Regions from separate parts of the Homo sapiens genome. Here region 2 is linked to region 1. The links are chromatin loops, found by intact Hi-C in ENCODE. Cell type or tissue: psoas muscle. All regions are shown on one strand.

Evidence for each region. A loop is a pair of places that touch in the nucleus more often than their neighbours do. Peaks named below come from ENCODE experiments on the same cell type or tissue, not always from the same donor. Only the 100,000 strongest peaks of a DNase experiment are listed, where the experiment ranks them.
Region 2: a loop joins it to region 1, with 3 times the contacts of the local background. A loop is called at or near these places in 5 of 110 quality-filtered maps.

Annotation. Positions count from the first base shown.
Region 1 is chr7:70,061,178-70,069,177 of GRCh38, forward strand. The region is part of intron 2 of AUTS2 (activator of transcription and developmental regulator AUTS2); the gene reads left to right. Among named protein-coding and RNA genes, the nearest start is that of AUTS2, 470 kb to the left of the region's middle. In psoas muscle, no CTCF peak of the experiment used is centred here; no DNase peak of the experiment used is centred here; H3K27ac peaks cover 3,174 bases.
Region 2 is chr7:70,700,163-70,708,162 of GRCh38, forward strand. The region is part of intron 6 of AUTS2 (activator of transcription and developmental regulator AUTS2); the gene reads left to right. Among named protein-coding and RNA genes, the nearest start is that of GALNT17, 430 kb to the right of the region's middle. RefSeq lists enhancers at 1-766, 3,451-4,295. In psoas muscle, no CTCF peak of the experiment used is centred here; no DNase peak of the experiment used is centred here.

The sequences.
Region 1 (8,000 bases):
TAATAGATTCTTGTTTATGTGCGAAATGGAGACAGTACTTTCTGGAAATGGTGTGATGCAAAGTGAAATCATGTCTGTGAAGTCCCTAGTAGCCTGCCTGGCATACATGGAAGGTGCTCAGTAAATGGTAGTTCCTCAGTCCCCAAGAGGAAAACAGCCGCATTCCTGATTCTGGTGTTTTCTTTCCTTAAGTTTTAACAGGTTAGTATTTTAATTTTCCTCTCAAGGAGGGAATAAGAGGTGCTAGGTTTGTATTAAAATATTAAGTTAATTAAAGCTTCCTATTAAAATTTTAAGAGAGAGGAAGAGAATGGGGCAACATGACCACAATAAATAAAGCAAATAGGTCATTATGTTTCCAAATGGCATTATCCCTTGACTGTTGGTAGCTTTCCTAATAATAATAGGTTGAAAAAATGTTACTGTAACATAAATAATAAAAGATACTTATGGTAGTACTCTGCTAAGTACTATATAGACATGAGATACTTAATAACTTTTAATATCATGGTTTGGCAAAAGAAACTTCACAATGGATTAACTATTTATTTGGTGAACTTAACTTGGGGCAGGCTTGTGGGTGGAATTTAAGGGTTATTTCTTCTTTTTTTTTTTTTTGCTCCCCCGGAGACGGAGTTTCACTCTTGTTGCCCAGGCTGGACTGCAATGGCGTGATCTCAGGTCACTGGAACCTCTGCCTCCCGGGTTCAAGCAATTCTCCCACCTCAGCCTCCCGAGTAGCTGAGATTACAGGCTCCCGCCACCATGCCCAGCTAATTTTTCTTATTTTAGTAGAGATGGGATTTTGCCATGTTAGCCAGGCTGGTCTCAAACTCCTGACCTCAGGTGATCCACCCACCTCGGCCTCCCAAAGCGCTGGGATTACAGGCGTGAGCCACTGTGCCCAGCCGAGTTGTTTCTTCCCTAATTTCTCTCACAAACCTTCCTTTTATATAGAGAAAACATTTTTACTTTTCATTTGAAATATTCTTATTGTTGTTTTTTTCTGATCATTACTGATGTACCTTCTATAGAAATAAGACACATATTTGGCAGGGCACAGTGGCTCATGCCTGTAATCCCAGCACTTTGGGAGGCCAAGGAGGGCGGATCACGAGGTCAAGAGATCAAGAACATCCTGGCCAACCAACGTGATGAAACCCTGTCTCTACTAAAAATACAAAAATTATCTGGACATCGTGGCACACGCCTGTAGTCCCAGCTACTCAGGAGGCTGAGGCAGGAGAATCGCTTGAACCCAGGAGGCAGAGGTTGCAGTGAGCCAAGATCACGCCACTGCACTCCAGCCCAGGTGACAGAGCGAGACTCCGTCTCAAAAAAAAAAAAAAAGGAAGAAATAAGACACATATTTATCCCAACGTACATTGTTTTTCACAAGTTGCAATTTGATATCCTTAGCTAGTTTCATCATTCTACCGTGACATTTATCCCCATTATGACATTTCTAAATTATAGTGCTTCTCTCTCATGTTACGCATGTTTCTAAGCTCTTGGTTGGAATCTGTAAAATAGCTAGTTGTTAACATTTAATAAAATTTAGACTTACCTCACCTTACTCTGTTAGCAAAGAGTTACATGAACTCTGTTGTTTTGAATTAAGAGGTCAGTTGTGGCAGTAAACCTGGGTAGAATTTGGAAAGGAACTAGGCTACTTCCTTTTTGATTCTTCCTTATTAGGTCATTTGTCAAGTGGATACATTATCTTCTTTCCCTGAGGGCAGGAGACCATCTTAGTTCCCTTCTGTTAAAGAGATCTATGATTCATTACTTCCAGTGTGAAGGCCAGGTGCTTTTGCATGAGTTGTAAACTGCTAAGCGAGCCCTTTTGTGCCTTGTTTGTGTATGAGAGTCTTTCTCTTCAGAGTGTAGGGCAACCTGTCCCCAACCAGTCCCCTTTCCCAACATCCCCACCCACAGTGTGATGGATGCTGGCAGTCATACCACATTCAACATTTCCAAGTGGGACTTGTTTTTATTGGATATGATCACCAAAAAAATTTGAATTTAGATGAGAAACAAATCAAGGGGTGGTTATTCACATTGCCGATGGGTTTTGGGTTTTGTTTTTTTTTTTTTCCTTCAAAATGGTTCAGCCTAGGGGTTCTTTAAATAGCAAGTTGCTCTGCTAGATTTAAATGGGATTTGATATATAAAAATCCATTTACACATTTAACAGGATGTTATGTTGGTATACCAGAATGATGAAGAGCAAAATTCTGGAGTCTTAAACCCAAGCAAGTTTAGAATCCCAGCTTTCTCGTATCCTGGCTTGTGTGATCATGGGCGAGTTATTTAACTTCTCTCAGCCTCGGTTTTCTCACTGGTAAACCAGAGATCATAGCACCTCATAGATAGCACTTCTGGAGTGTTTTGAATGGCAGAAACAGAAAGTGTCGTGTAAGACAACACATGCATTGTGTAAGGAAAGTCTTAGATGTCTAACACAGCAGTGGCAGTGTTCATTTTCAGGGCCATTTTGCCTGAGTTTTTGTTAGGCCCTTCTCTCTTTTCTTCTTTGAATGTATTTGTAAACTTGAAAAGAACACCGCGAAAAGAGCTCAGGATCCTGCTCAGCCACACTTCACCTGCTCTCCAGCTTGGCATGATTGATTGTCAGGAAGGCATAAAGAACTCAAACCATGAATTACCCTACTCGGGGTAATCACAATGGTTTGGATGGCATCTCCTTAATTTTTGCTTTGACTTTTCTTTCCTCCGGGCAAGAGAGAGTAGAAGGAGTGGCAAGAGTATGCCTTTTAGTTACTGAGTTCTAAATTCTTGGAATGAGCATAGTCTGTTTTCTCAGGATCAGACTAGAAGGCGTCATTCTATTACAGAAGAGCCAAGACTTGTCCCAAATGGATGTGGGTTTCAGCAAAGCATCTTTAGCTTAAGGAGCGAAGGATTTGGACTGTGTTCAGCATCTGTGCTTCGCAGGCCACTCTTTATCCTTTTAGTGAGTCCCGCTTGTCTGTCCTCTGTCAAGGGCTCGTGTACACCATGCTGATTTAGTGCTAACTGGGGAGATTACAAATGCCTTGCCTGGCACTGTCAGCTAAACCTGAATCATTGTCTGTGTACTGTGACCCGACTAGTCAGAGGTTTACCCTTTGCTTTGCTGCTCACTCTTATAGGCAGAAAAGCCCAGCTCACCCCAGCTTTTATAACGGGGTCAGCTCCAGAAATAGCACCTTTAACTGGGAATAGAAGCAACACAAATCCAGCAAGTAGATAGTATACAATGGCTGCTTTTTGGCCTTGGAACAAACAAAAGTGGTTTATGTTTACTACATACCACTTCCAAAACTGCTGTCTGTCATTTACTAGAGAGTTTATCATTCCTGAGGGCCAAGGTCTAGGTTTTCTTCACACAAATGCCCTCCAAGTGGGAGCTGCTTGGTGTTGGTCATTGTTTGCACCCAGATTTATAATTTGGGGTTAATTAGACATAAAGACTTAAAGGCAAATGTGGTACCTGATGGACCATGGGTAGATAAGACACCTCCCAAAATGGATGGTGAAATTCTTTTTAAGAGTCATAGTATGGAGAAAGTCCCCTTGTGAAGCTTTGTGTTGGAGCCTAGAATTGTAATGTATGGCACTATTAGACTTCCAAAACCAATGTGAACTTCAGTCGTTTGTATCATGATTTGCTTTATCCTATGTTCCTATCTTTCCCGGTAGTAGGTATTACTTTGTCTGTGGGTTACATGTCTTTCTCCTCTAAGATTTAACCTGGGGATTATTACATGCATATTTATATGCCCAGAGACAATAGTAGGCGCTCATCAATTGTTGAATAAATGAATGAATGAATGACCAAATGATTGAACAAACAAAGGAGCAAGTGAACAAACAGAGATGTGAAGTGGTGGGGGGCATTTCTATATGATTGTGTGTAAAGAGCACCCTAACACAGCATCTGAACAAATCACTCTTGGAAATCTGTTCAATCCCACCACCTTCACTAGCTATTCCTGTGAACCCCAACCCTCCCCTAGATACATTTTGGTGATATATTAGATTATTTTTTCTTTGCCTCCCTCCTACCATGATAAAAAGGATATTGAATGGCCAAACCAGTGCATTACAGTAACATGAAAGAAATGTTTATCTTTCATCTACCAGAATTCAAGGAAAAAAACCACAAAACTTTGTCAGCTAGATACTTTCCTGAATTGTTTTTTAAAATTGTTTAAAAAATTATTATTATTGCCAGGCACGGTGGCTAACACCTGTAATCCCAGCACTTTGGGAGGCTGAGGCAGGTGGATCACCTGAGGTCAGGAGTTCAAGACCAGCCCGAGTAACATGGTGAAACCCCATCCCTACTGAAAATACAAAAAATTTAGCTGGGTGTGGTGGCACCATGCCTGTAATACCAGCTACTCAGGAGGCTGAGGCAGGAGAATTGCTTGAACCCGAGAGGCGGAGGTTATGGTGAGCCGAGATGGTGCCACTGCACTCCAGTCTGAGCAACCAGAGTGAAACTCCATCTCAAAAAAATATATATATATTATTATTTTTAATAGGGTCCCACCCTGTCACCCAGTCTAGAATGCAGTGGCACAATTATAGCCTACAGCAGCCTGAAATTCTTGGTCTCAGGGAATCCTCCCACCTCAGCCTCTTGGGTAGCTAGGACTGCAGGTGTATGCTACCATGCACAGCTATTTAATAACAGTTTTTTTTAGAGAGGGAGCGTTGCTTTGTTGTTCAGACTGGTCTCAAATTCCCGGCTTCATGCGATTCCCCTGCCTCAGCCTCCTTCTCAGGTAGCTGGTATTGTATGAATTGTGTTTTGAATAAGAAGAAATTAAGGCTTATAAGATCAGTTGTGTGTTAGCAGCGATGTTGCTGACTGATCTTTGCAATCTGTAGGACTATTTGGTGCTACAATAATAAGAAATTAATCAGTTTGATAATTTTGCCATCATTTTTAAAAAATTTTGTAAAATAATTGAAAATCATATGTGCAATATCTTATAAATTTTTATTTTCAAAGCACATTCCTATATGGCAATTGAAGTACAGTTTGAACTTACTTTTGACTACCTTCTTAATAGTGATTGATCATAAATTATAAAATTTTCACTTACCAAATTATGTTTAAAAAGCTAAATTTAACATTTTCTTTTTAATTTTGGAGTTGAATGGTCCTTTATTCCAGTCTTTGTTTTTGTTTTTTTCCAAGGGAAGACAAATATTTAAGTTCAAAGTCATGTTTAATAGAGGAAATGAATGAAAAGTGGATGTCTGTTATCTGTTTGCAACAATCATCTTTATGTCCTAGTAAAAGTTTAATTTTAAAATCTAACTTTACAGATCTATACCCAGTAAATTTTTTTTTTTTTTTTTTTCAAACAGAGTCTTGCTCTGTCACCCAGGCTGGAGTGCAATGGCGCTGTGTCGGCTCACTGCACTCCGTCTCCCGGGTTCAAGCGATTCTTCTGCTTCAGCCCTCCTGAATAGCTGGTACTACAGGTGCATGCCACCACACCCAGCTAATTTTTGTATTTTTAGTAGAGACAGGGTTTCACTATGTTGGCCAGGCTGGTCTTGAACTCCTGACCTCAGGTGATCTGCCTACCTCAGCCTCCCAAAGTGCTGGGGTTACAGGCATGAGCCGCCACTCCTGGCCCCCAGTAAATAATTTTAAGAATCTTAAAGTTACTCATTTTTACTTAGACTTTATGAGATTAAGCTATTTTCAAACTCACTTCTATTTGTCCTCCCCTGAGAGCTATTTACAAATTTGTATAGCACTCTGGAGTGTGATAATATCGAAGTCAATGCACAGTCAGGAGGCTTGTTAACTTATGTGATGATGTCAGTTTTGATAAACATCTTTCTCATTTAGGCATTTAATGATAATCATTTCTTCAAGAAAAAGTTCTTAGTGGGGAAAAAGAGGCGAAAAGTACAGTGTGATTAACTTATGATGCATTTTGGATTACAGCCTTTTAACCAAAAGAGAATCATCATTAAAACAATAATTCCTCAGAAGGCTTGAGGCATTTAACTTCTCTTAATTAAATTAGCTCAGTTTACTGCCAGTCAATAAAGTCTGGTTTGGAATGATGATAGAAATTAAATATCTAAGAATGCAGTATACATAATAGTTAAAGAAATGCAATTAAAAGTAATAAGGAGGTACTACTTTTCACTTAGGAAATTAATAATGATTTATAGAAGTGAGACTACTAACTTCTGGGAAAAATATAGTGAGACTGTCACTTTTATACACCACTAGAAAGCCCTTTTATAATGTTTGTCAAGATTCTTCAAAATACTAATAGCTTTTGATCCATTAATTCTTTGTCTAGGACATGCTGAGTTGGTGATCAGATGTGAAGAAAACTTCAGGCCAGGCTTGGTGGCTCACGCCTGTAATCCCAGCACTTTGGTAGTTCAAGGTGGGAGCATCGCTTGAGCAAAGGAGTTCAAGACCAGTCTGGGCAACATAGAGAGATCCCATCTCTACAAATAATTTAAGAAATGAAATTAGCTGGGAGTGGTGGCACATGCCTGTGGTCCCAGCTTACTTGCAGGACTAAGGCAGGAGGATCACCTGAGCCTGGGAGATTGAGGCTAAAGTGAGCCCGTGATCACACCACTGCTCCCCAGCCCAGGTGACAGAGTGAGCACCTGTCTAAAAAAAAAAAAAACCTGGAAAAAGAAAAACTTCATACAGCCAAAATACCCAACATCATGCAAATGCATGGTTGATTTATGTTATTTTCTATTTTGGAATATTATGCAGAGGTTAAATAATAAGTGCACATAATATTTACTACAAGGCAGAATATTTGCTATATCTTAATTTTACTAAAAAGTGTAACATATAATAATATTTGAATTATGTATGGAAAAAGAGAGTGAGAACAAGAATGAATTGAAAACAGAAAGAAAATGCACCCAGATGTTTACAGTCAGTGATTATGTTCTGACTGGCAAAACATAAGTAGATTTTTTTTTTCTTTTTTTTTTTTTTGAGAGAGATGGAGTCTTGCTTGTGGCCCAGGCTGGAGTGCAGTGGCGCCATCTCAGCTGACTGCAAGCTCCCCATCCCAGGTTCACACCATTCTCCTGCCTCAGCCTCCTGAGTAGCTGAGACTACAGGCACCTGCCACCCCACCCGGCTAATTTTTTTTTTTTTGTATTTTTAGTGGAAACGGAGTTTAACCGTGTTAGCCAGGATGGTCTTGATCTCCTGACTTCGTGATCTGCCCGCCTTGGCCTCCCAAAGTGCTGAGATTACAGGCGTGAGCCACTGTGCCCGGCCATAAGTAGATTTATTTTCTAAAATAAGTGCATATTACACTTATGATAAAAATTATCATCATGAAAGATTTTATGTTCAAGGATTTCATATAGCTGCTTTGTATTTCTTCTGGCACATTACAGTCATAGTGGCAGTGACTTGTAGGGACATTGTCCTGATACTTCGAGTGCAATTGATGATATTTGTTTAATAGTGAATGTAGCTTAAGAAAAGAAAAGCAATCAAACAACAAGGTGATTAATGTAGCCACTTCAACTCCTCAGATCTTTGGCTGACATGTTTTCCTAGCAAAGCAGAGGTACTTAACTAACCACAGAGAAATGCTCACACATGTCAGAAGGAAATCCAAGTGATCACTTGTTTTGCCTTGGGCATCTGCACTTTTTATATAAGTATGACTTTCAGTCTGTGAGACCTTTCGATAAGTAGTGATAATCCAGAAGGATTGATGTAGTGATTCTGGACTTGAGATTTCTTTTCACCACTAAGACATTTGACTGTCACTTGCATCTTAATGCGTCCATATAATTTTCTAAAGCATTGGGGGACTGACTAGGTAAAGTCACTGTGGCCTTTTAAGTATGTGGCCAGCTGATCTCATGGCCTACCAGGGCTTCCAAGTGATTAGTGGGGATTGGCAAGAATTGACCTCTTTGGAGCCTGGGGAGGCAGAAGTACCTCAGTAATAGGGTTC
Region 2 (8,000 bases), 640 kb after region 1:
CCTTTTCCAATCAAACGTTTCCCACATTCTTATTTTTGTTTACTTACAGAGTGTGATTTGTGGCATCTATTTGGTTGTGAATAGCCCTCCCCCTGACAGGGTGCCTTTCTTCTGAGCTGCTTTTCTAGGGGTGATTTAGTTGCCTTGAAAGGATTAAGGTTTCTTTGTGTACACTAAAATCAACATAGGCTTTTTCTAAGCTTTGCTTGGGAAACCATACACAAATAAGCATTTTAGTTGATGGCAGATTATTCCTTTGCCCCTTATTTCCATCAAAATGGCCTTTCTTTTCTCCTCCAGAGTTTCCCCTTAATGCCTTATGCTAATTCCTGTTGGTAACATGAATGACAAGAGACGGAATCAGTGCGAATCCAGGTGGTGCAAAGTAGACTGACTGGTATCCCGCACCCCCTTTCCTCCCTGGGGAGAAAGAGATTAAGGGGGGTGTGGAGGGGGAAAGCATCGGGGACAGTTTTGTTAAGGGGATTAGTATTCAAACTGCTAAATATCAGGAAAACAACTTCAAAAAGGGATTCATTGTGTAGCGATAATGTCAATAATTGCTTCAGGACAGGTGCAGAGTCTCCTTATAGGCTTGTGGTTTTGGGTCTGTTTTTACTCCGGGTAGTGGCAGTGTTTACAGGATGAATGGCTGACAAGGCCTTCAAGGAACTGTCAGCTTCATGCACATCAAGTTCAAGTTTTCCTGCAAGGCGGCCTGCCTGCCTGAAAGTCAGGTCTCCTATCTTTGTCCAGTATCTTTAGCCAAGAGCAATAAAAAGCATCATAAGAAAGGGCAAATTTACACCAGGTAACAAACACAACTGGGGAAATCTTCAAAGCCCCAGCTTATGGGACAATCTAACCAGAGTGCAGGGGAGCTGACACGTGTATCCCTCCACCTCCAGATGTTTAAGTTACACATCACTTCTCCCTCTCAAGAGACTGGTAGTATTCTGGCCTTAGAGGAGTGTGGCTTTAAGCTGCTGGTGAGATTATGCTGCTGAGCCTGGTGGCAGGCAGATTTGGTCCATAAAATTTCACCGTGGGAGGGCAGTGCTAATCTCACAAGCTGATTGTGGTGGGGGTTGGGGGGGCGCAGCCCTGATGTTGGGCTGCACAGTGCGGAGATGAAGCTCAGGCAGAGGCAGCAGGGGCCGTGGCTCGAGGCCCATCAGTCAGCTTGTGAGCTTGAATAAGTCATTTACCCTCTTTAGGTCAAGATTTTCAATCATAACAAAACCTATTCCAGGGCCAACATCTCTGGTGGGGATAAAACAATTAATTGGGAAGGGGCAGGGGTTGAAACAGAGTGGATACAGTGAGTATATTTTATATCACGTTTGTTCATCGATTTTATTTTGACTTTCCCTGTGTTATAGATGCCATCCAGTTTCATAGAGATTTTTGTGTTTAGGTGTTCCGAATGGTCGTTTTCTTCTCCTGCCTTTTATTTCCTGCTTTAAAACAAGTTAATCAAACAGCACATGCTTGCATGTACACACAACATGCCTAATGAGGACTGAGCATTTCGAAAGGGGTGTGGCATTGAGCAGGGCTTAGCGTTGTAGACACAAAAAAACAGTTTAACTTTAATCAAGGTCATAGTTGCCATATTTAATCTTTATGTGTTTAAATGTTTACAGGATGTTCATGTGAATTTTATGAATCCTTCTGTCTTTGTGATTCAACCATCTGCCAAAGAAAAAATTAATTTTCCCACTGAGACAGAGGCACAGAGAGAGACTTAGTAACCCTATTTAGTTGATTGAAATGCTATAGGAGCAACAGGACCTGTACCCCAAATTCTGGGGTATTTATTCTATAAAGGAACTTTCAGTCTATTCAACATGGCTAGTATTTATTATCCTCTCTTGCCTACTGTAGATCCTTGCTGGTGTCACCAGTTTGGTCTGTAGACAAAAGTGCAGAAAATGAGTTCTTTGCTGCACACAATTATCCTGCCAAGATAATGAATCTTTCCTAAAACTCTTGGATTGCTCCAGAGCAGAGCTGCTTGAGGAGGAAAGAAAAGAAGGGAAGCCTGTCTGGGAGGAAGGACAACACTAGTCAGGCGTCAGGAGTTCTGTGGAGCCCTCTGTTTATAGGATGCCAGTCCTGGCATGTGGCTGTGGTCTAGGTTAGGGGAAGAGAAAAATCCCTGAATTGCTCTCCCTTCTTGGTTCAGAGCCCTCCTTCCCAGGATTTAGCCCGTAACCAAGACAAGTCACAGATAGACGATGACAAGTCAAGACAACTCATAGATAGACGGTGAGAGGGGCACAGTGGTGTATTTTACCCCGTGACTTTCTCACCCCTTCTCTTTCCTTCAACTTTGTCTCAAATTGCAGAACTGGGTACTCCTGGGGAAAAGCCTCCTGAGTGAGCCATCGGGGAGCTGTGCCCAGCTAAATGGGCATTTCTGAATGGTTTCCTCCAGCAGGGAATGAGGCCCCTCATTCTGCTTCTTTCTACTGTGGGCACCCAGTGTCTCCTGAAATGTGAACAGCAACAGAGCAGCTGCTCACCCTCGTAGGCAGGACCCCACCTCACCTCCATCAGCCTGGGAGGTTCTAGTGGATAGTCACTCACCAAGAAGAGCACCAGACGCAACGCTCTGGCCACCTGGAGCCCTCTCTGACCAGGACTGCTTTTCCTCTCCCGGGCCCTACCAGGCCTATTAGTGGAACACACCCGGCCTCTTCTTGGGGTTGGTTTTGCACTGAGAATTTCCGGTGGAACACAGATGAGGTTGGAGCCTTTAGGTTAGTGAAGCCTTTGGATATTTTTGGCAGTATGGTTCTATCAGCATTGTAGAAAGAAGACCTAGCTTAAAAATTGCCTGAAATCTGAGGAGATGAGGTAAGAAACAAGTTACCCAGCGATACTGCTGGCTTAGTAACCAGGTACCTAATAAATTCTTCCATGGCGACCATATGACCTTATTCTTTAGGTTTAGACACAAGGGATTTCCTTGGTTTGGTGACAGAAAGGTAAGAGTTATATTACCATCAAGGTCACCATTTGACTTTTAAGAAAAACCCATTCCCGCCGAGCATGGTCACTCATGCCTGTAATCCCAGAACTTTTGGGAGGCTGAGGCAGGAGGATTGCTTGAGCTCAGGAGCTCAAAACCAGCCTGGGCAATATAGCAAGACCTCATCTCTACTAAAATTCCAAAAACCTAGCTGGGGTTGGTAGCGTGTATTTGTAGTCTCAGCTACTTGGGAGGGTGAGGTGAGAGGATCACTTGGGCCCACAAGGTCGAGGCTGCAGTGAGCCCTGATTGTGCCACTATAGCCTGGGCGACAGAGTGAGACACCATTTCAAAAAAAAAAAAAAAAAAAAAAGGCCTTTCCATAAAATAATTCTATGCATGAAAATAATGCAGTTGACTGTGGAATAGCTCTCTTAAGAAAAAAATTTGGTTTACAGTTTAAAATCCCTTTATAATGAACATATGGAGACCATTTTACAATTCCTCCTAGGGTCTTGGGTTTAGTCGCAGGGAGGACATGATGTAAAGTGCATTTCCGATGTGCACAAGAGCAAACTGCCCGTTTCAGTCTCTGTAAATTAGTTTGGTTTTTGTCATGCCTTAAATTCCACATAAGGGAGAGTTAGAACATCACTCATTTATTTTTCTCCCTCTGGACCTTCTTTGTACTATTTCAGAGCATTTTCTTGAGTTTTTAGGAGATAGAGATGTCTGGAGAGTTAAGTAGTATTTAAGGGTAATTGGTACTTGATGCAAGAGACAAAGGAGTTATGAGTAGTTCAGTCCCTCCTCCTACTCCATACTGCAAATAGCATGCAATCAGCTCCTTTTGTTATGGAAATTGACCTTCCTATAGAAGCCGACTCTTGGAGAATTTGTTGTATAGAATCATCCTTTGAGCGTTCTTGGAAACAGATGCCTTGTACTGTTAGTGTGAAACCACCAGTAACAGTCAAAAAATATTCCATGTTGCATGAAAGTGTCTCCCGAAAATTTTCCAATAGTTGCTTTGGCCGAACTGATCTTTTGCCGAACTTGTGAATGCGTGTGGTGGTGAATCCTGGGATACTGGATCCCATCACTGGAATTGTGAACCGGGTGGAAGATTCCAGGCATTCGAAGTGATCTTGATGATGCCTTTTGGGTAGAACTTTTGACAGCTGCCACTTTTCCATCCTGAGTGCCCCTGTGATGGAGGAGGCGTAGATTACAGTGTAACCCATTCCATTCTTTTAGTCAGATGTTCAAACATCACTCTGGTTACTTTTGAGCTCAGTGGAAAGCCCTTGACTTATACTGGGCGATTACTGCTGTCCTTTGAAAGAGTTTTCTCTATCCTTGGCAATATTGACCAAAAAGCTTGAATGTTCATCAGCCTCTCTTCAATCCATTCATATTTAGCGTTTTGTGTAGTTAATGATGTAGTTAGTATTTGGTTGTCTCAGAAAGTAATATGCATTCATGATAGACAATTGGAATTGAAAAATATCAGATCAGTTCTCTAGAGTCTAATGAGAACAGTTGAGTGACAAAGGGCTCAATCACGCGGGCCAACCCCAGACAGGAGGGTTCCTAAATGGAGGAAGCCCGTGGCTAGCCCGTGGCCTCTGGATTATTTCTAGTTTCTGACAACTGCAGAAAAATGTTGTTTTCTCTGAATATGTATGTTTATTTAACTAGGTTTCTTTTTGCTTCACAATCTGGATTCCATTCAGTCAGTTACCACTCCAATTAACTAACAATTATTTAACATTAACAGTAATTACAGACGCCAGTTAAGCGCCTACAGATGTCAACTGTTAGCTTTGTACCTAATCACTCAATGAAATGGAGAAAGTTCAACAAACATCAATTAGCTAAGCAATTAGTATGAGTTAGGAAAGAGCATGTTATCATGTGTGAGCTGATTCAATTTATTTTATTTTGGCAGTAAAATACACACAGGCAAGCAGCAATAAGTTCCTCAGATAAGATAAAACTCTATTGTTTTGCGGCTTATATAAGAATTCCTTCCTTTCCTGTGCATAAGTCAAATACACTCTCGTCTGGAATTTATTTAACAGAATTTGTCTCAATTACTCAGAAAGCGCAGTCTCAGGAAGCACCTTTGGTGAATTATGAATCCAGTGACTGTACTGTATAAGGAAATGCCAGAAAACTTCAGTGGAGAAAATGATTGATTCCCACTCGAGTAATCCGCTCCGTGCATTTCGGATTTTTACCAGTTTATTCCTGAACCTCTGGTGGAACGAGTGCAACAGTGATTTTATTAATTTCATAGTGCCTGAACTTTTACTCAGCTGTCTTTTATTTAGCCCGGAGCTAACATCAAAGTATTTTACCTACTTGCCCAGTCTGTGCTTTTAAAAAGTAGAAACAGCTGTCTATTGAAGAGCCATTTCATGAATTCACCAAGGAGATTCCAGACTCTCCTGAACTCAGAGGTGCTGTTCCACTCTCTTTTTTCCCCCTTCGCCTCCTCCACCCCACAGACTTGACTCTTGTCATTAGCTGAGCTTGCCTGGACTTACTGGGAGAGTGCACTCTGAGGCCTGATTGTATGAAGTGGCCCAGAAAGTGGAGATTCATTTTACCTCCAAGAGGAAAGCTGGGCATAGGAGCTGGGCCTCTGGGTCTCCTCCTACAAATGACTTCTCATCAACCCTTAAAGCCCTTGGATAGGAGTGGAAGAAGTCAATCCCTCGTGGGGTGCTCTGATAGGTCTGTGTGCATCCTATGTGCAGAATTTTCCATCCGAACAAGCCTCTCAGCATGAACTGAATGTGGGAGTAGGGAAAAAGTATTCTGCCACTGGTATGGCTTGGGGTGAAGGGCCACCTTGTCCCATGTGCAGTTTCTATTATAAAGCATTTCCTCGTATACACCACGACCCCAGTACATGCTGGATCTTGACAGATGTCTGCTCTTCTGCATCAAGTCACTGGGTCTCTGTGAGTCTGCTTTGTCAAATTTTGCTGCAGTAACAAAATAGCTCAGAGTCCTACAACAACAAAAGTCTTATGTTAGGTGTCATCTGCCAATCAGCCGCAGGTTTCTTTGTTTTTATTCTGGGATCCAGGCCAAAGGAGGAGTCCCCATCGTGGTTATTCGGCTGGTAAAGGGGAAAAGAGCAGAGACAGAAACAGAGAATGCCTCCACTTGGAGGTGGGTGTGGCGTTTCCAAAAATCTCATTGGCCAGACAAAGTCACATGACCAAGCCTGCCATCAATGGAGTAGGAAGTAAACTCCTACAGGGAGGAGCAGAAGAGAAGAGGGATCCACAGGGATCCACAGGGCCTTGGAAGGAAGGGAAAGCAAACCCTGCATGGGTAATGCTATCTGCCACAGGCCCATCCCAGAAACCTAACAAATCAGGAGCTGTTGCCTCTTACTGTGTTAATGCAAATGGGATGGAGGGTGGCTTGCATAGCTTTGATGATCTCCGTAGGCTTTTCTGTTAGAGACCTGGTTCCCTAATAGCCATTTGGTTGGAGTTTATATTAAGTTAGATCTGATAAGTTGTCAAGAAATTAAATGCTTTTTTATTGTTTATCTGGATTAACTTATTGCTGGCTTGGAAGGACTTATGGAAAAGTTGCCCCAGAGTGCAGAAATGACTTCAGTGATTTGCAAAGAATAATTGTTGGACTGGCCAGATGTTTAGACTCTGCATAATTAACCTGAGGAAGCATGATTGCTGTAAAACTTTACTGCAAAGTAGTATGCGTTGTCATGGTTACCTTGAACATGGGCTTTGGATTTAAGATTCTCACAGACACTGCTTTGAATCTCAGTGCTTTGAAGACGCTTACTAGCTGTGGAACTTTGGGCTAGTTAAAACACCTTAGAACCAATTTTTCCTTCTGTAAAATGGGAATAACCAAACCCATCTCTTACAGGTGCTGTGAGGATGAAACGAGGCAATGGATAGAAAGTGCTTAGCCTACCTTGTACCATATTTTGATCTAATGATACAGTGGGCTAAGTATTTTACATACATTCTATCCCCTAATCTTCACAGCAGCTCTTAATTTAGAAAAGAATTTAGAAATAGCATCTGCATTTTATAGGCAGGGAAACTGAAGTTAGATATGAATAGCTAGCATTTATTGAGGACTTTCTTTTTGCTAGGTATTGTTCACTTTATATGTAATTCACTCATTTTTTAAGTGAGTAAACTGAGGCTCAGAAATGAGGCAACTTGTCCAAGGTCGCGCACCTAGTAAGTGGTGGAGCTCGGTCCAGCTGACTCCTAGACATGCTCATAGCAGTCATACTGTGCTAGGCTCTGGGGATATGGCAGAGAATAGAAAGGAGGAGGATCTCTGTCCTTCCTGAGGGAGACACAAAGCGGGATGGTAAAAATTCGGATTGGGGGAAACTGGGTTCTATGGGAAGACACTGGCAGGAACCCTCAACAAGGGCTTCCCTAGGGCTTTTCCTCCCATACCTTCCCAAAGTATTTAATCTTCTCATAAAACATAAGGTCCCGGAGGTTCTCATCCAGGACTTCTCCAGGATGTCAACCATTATCCCATCACCTGTGGCCAGAGTCGCCATAGTTACTGCAGCGCAGTGGGGCTCAGCTTAAGGCACCTCCAGTTTCCTCGCTCTTCCATGCCCATTCTTGTGCCTTTGCGTGAACTGATCTTTACTTTTCAGCCAGATTTTATTAGAAATGATTTAGGAATTTCAAGCAGGGGCATTTCCCTAGCAACCGATGACATAAGCACAAGGCCCAAATCTGTGCTGTTAACAGGGAATGGCGTTCTGTGGGCTCCGATCTGCGTCTCTGACCCTCGTAAACCTTGTCTTCTAAAGGAGGAGGCTGAGAGCACATCATTGCTTTTCTAAGAGTCCTTTTGAAGAGGGAAATGTCTCAAGTGTGCCCGTTAATAGACTGATGTGGGAGGCAGTTATATTTGGATGCCTTTAAAAGCCACTTGGAAAACATTTTCCCCCTCTTATCTATCACCTTTCACATCTCTCAGCAGAGTAACA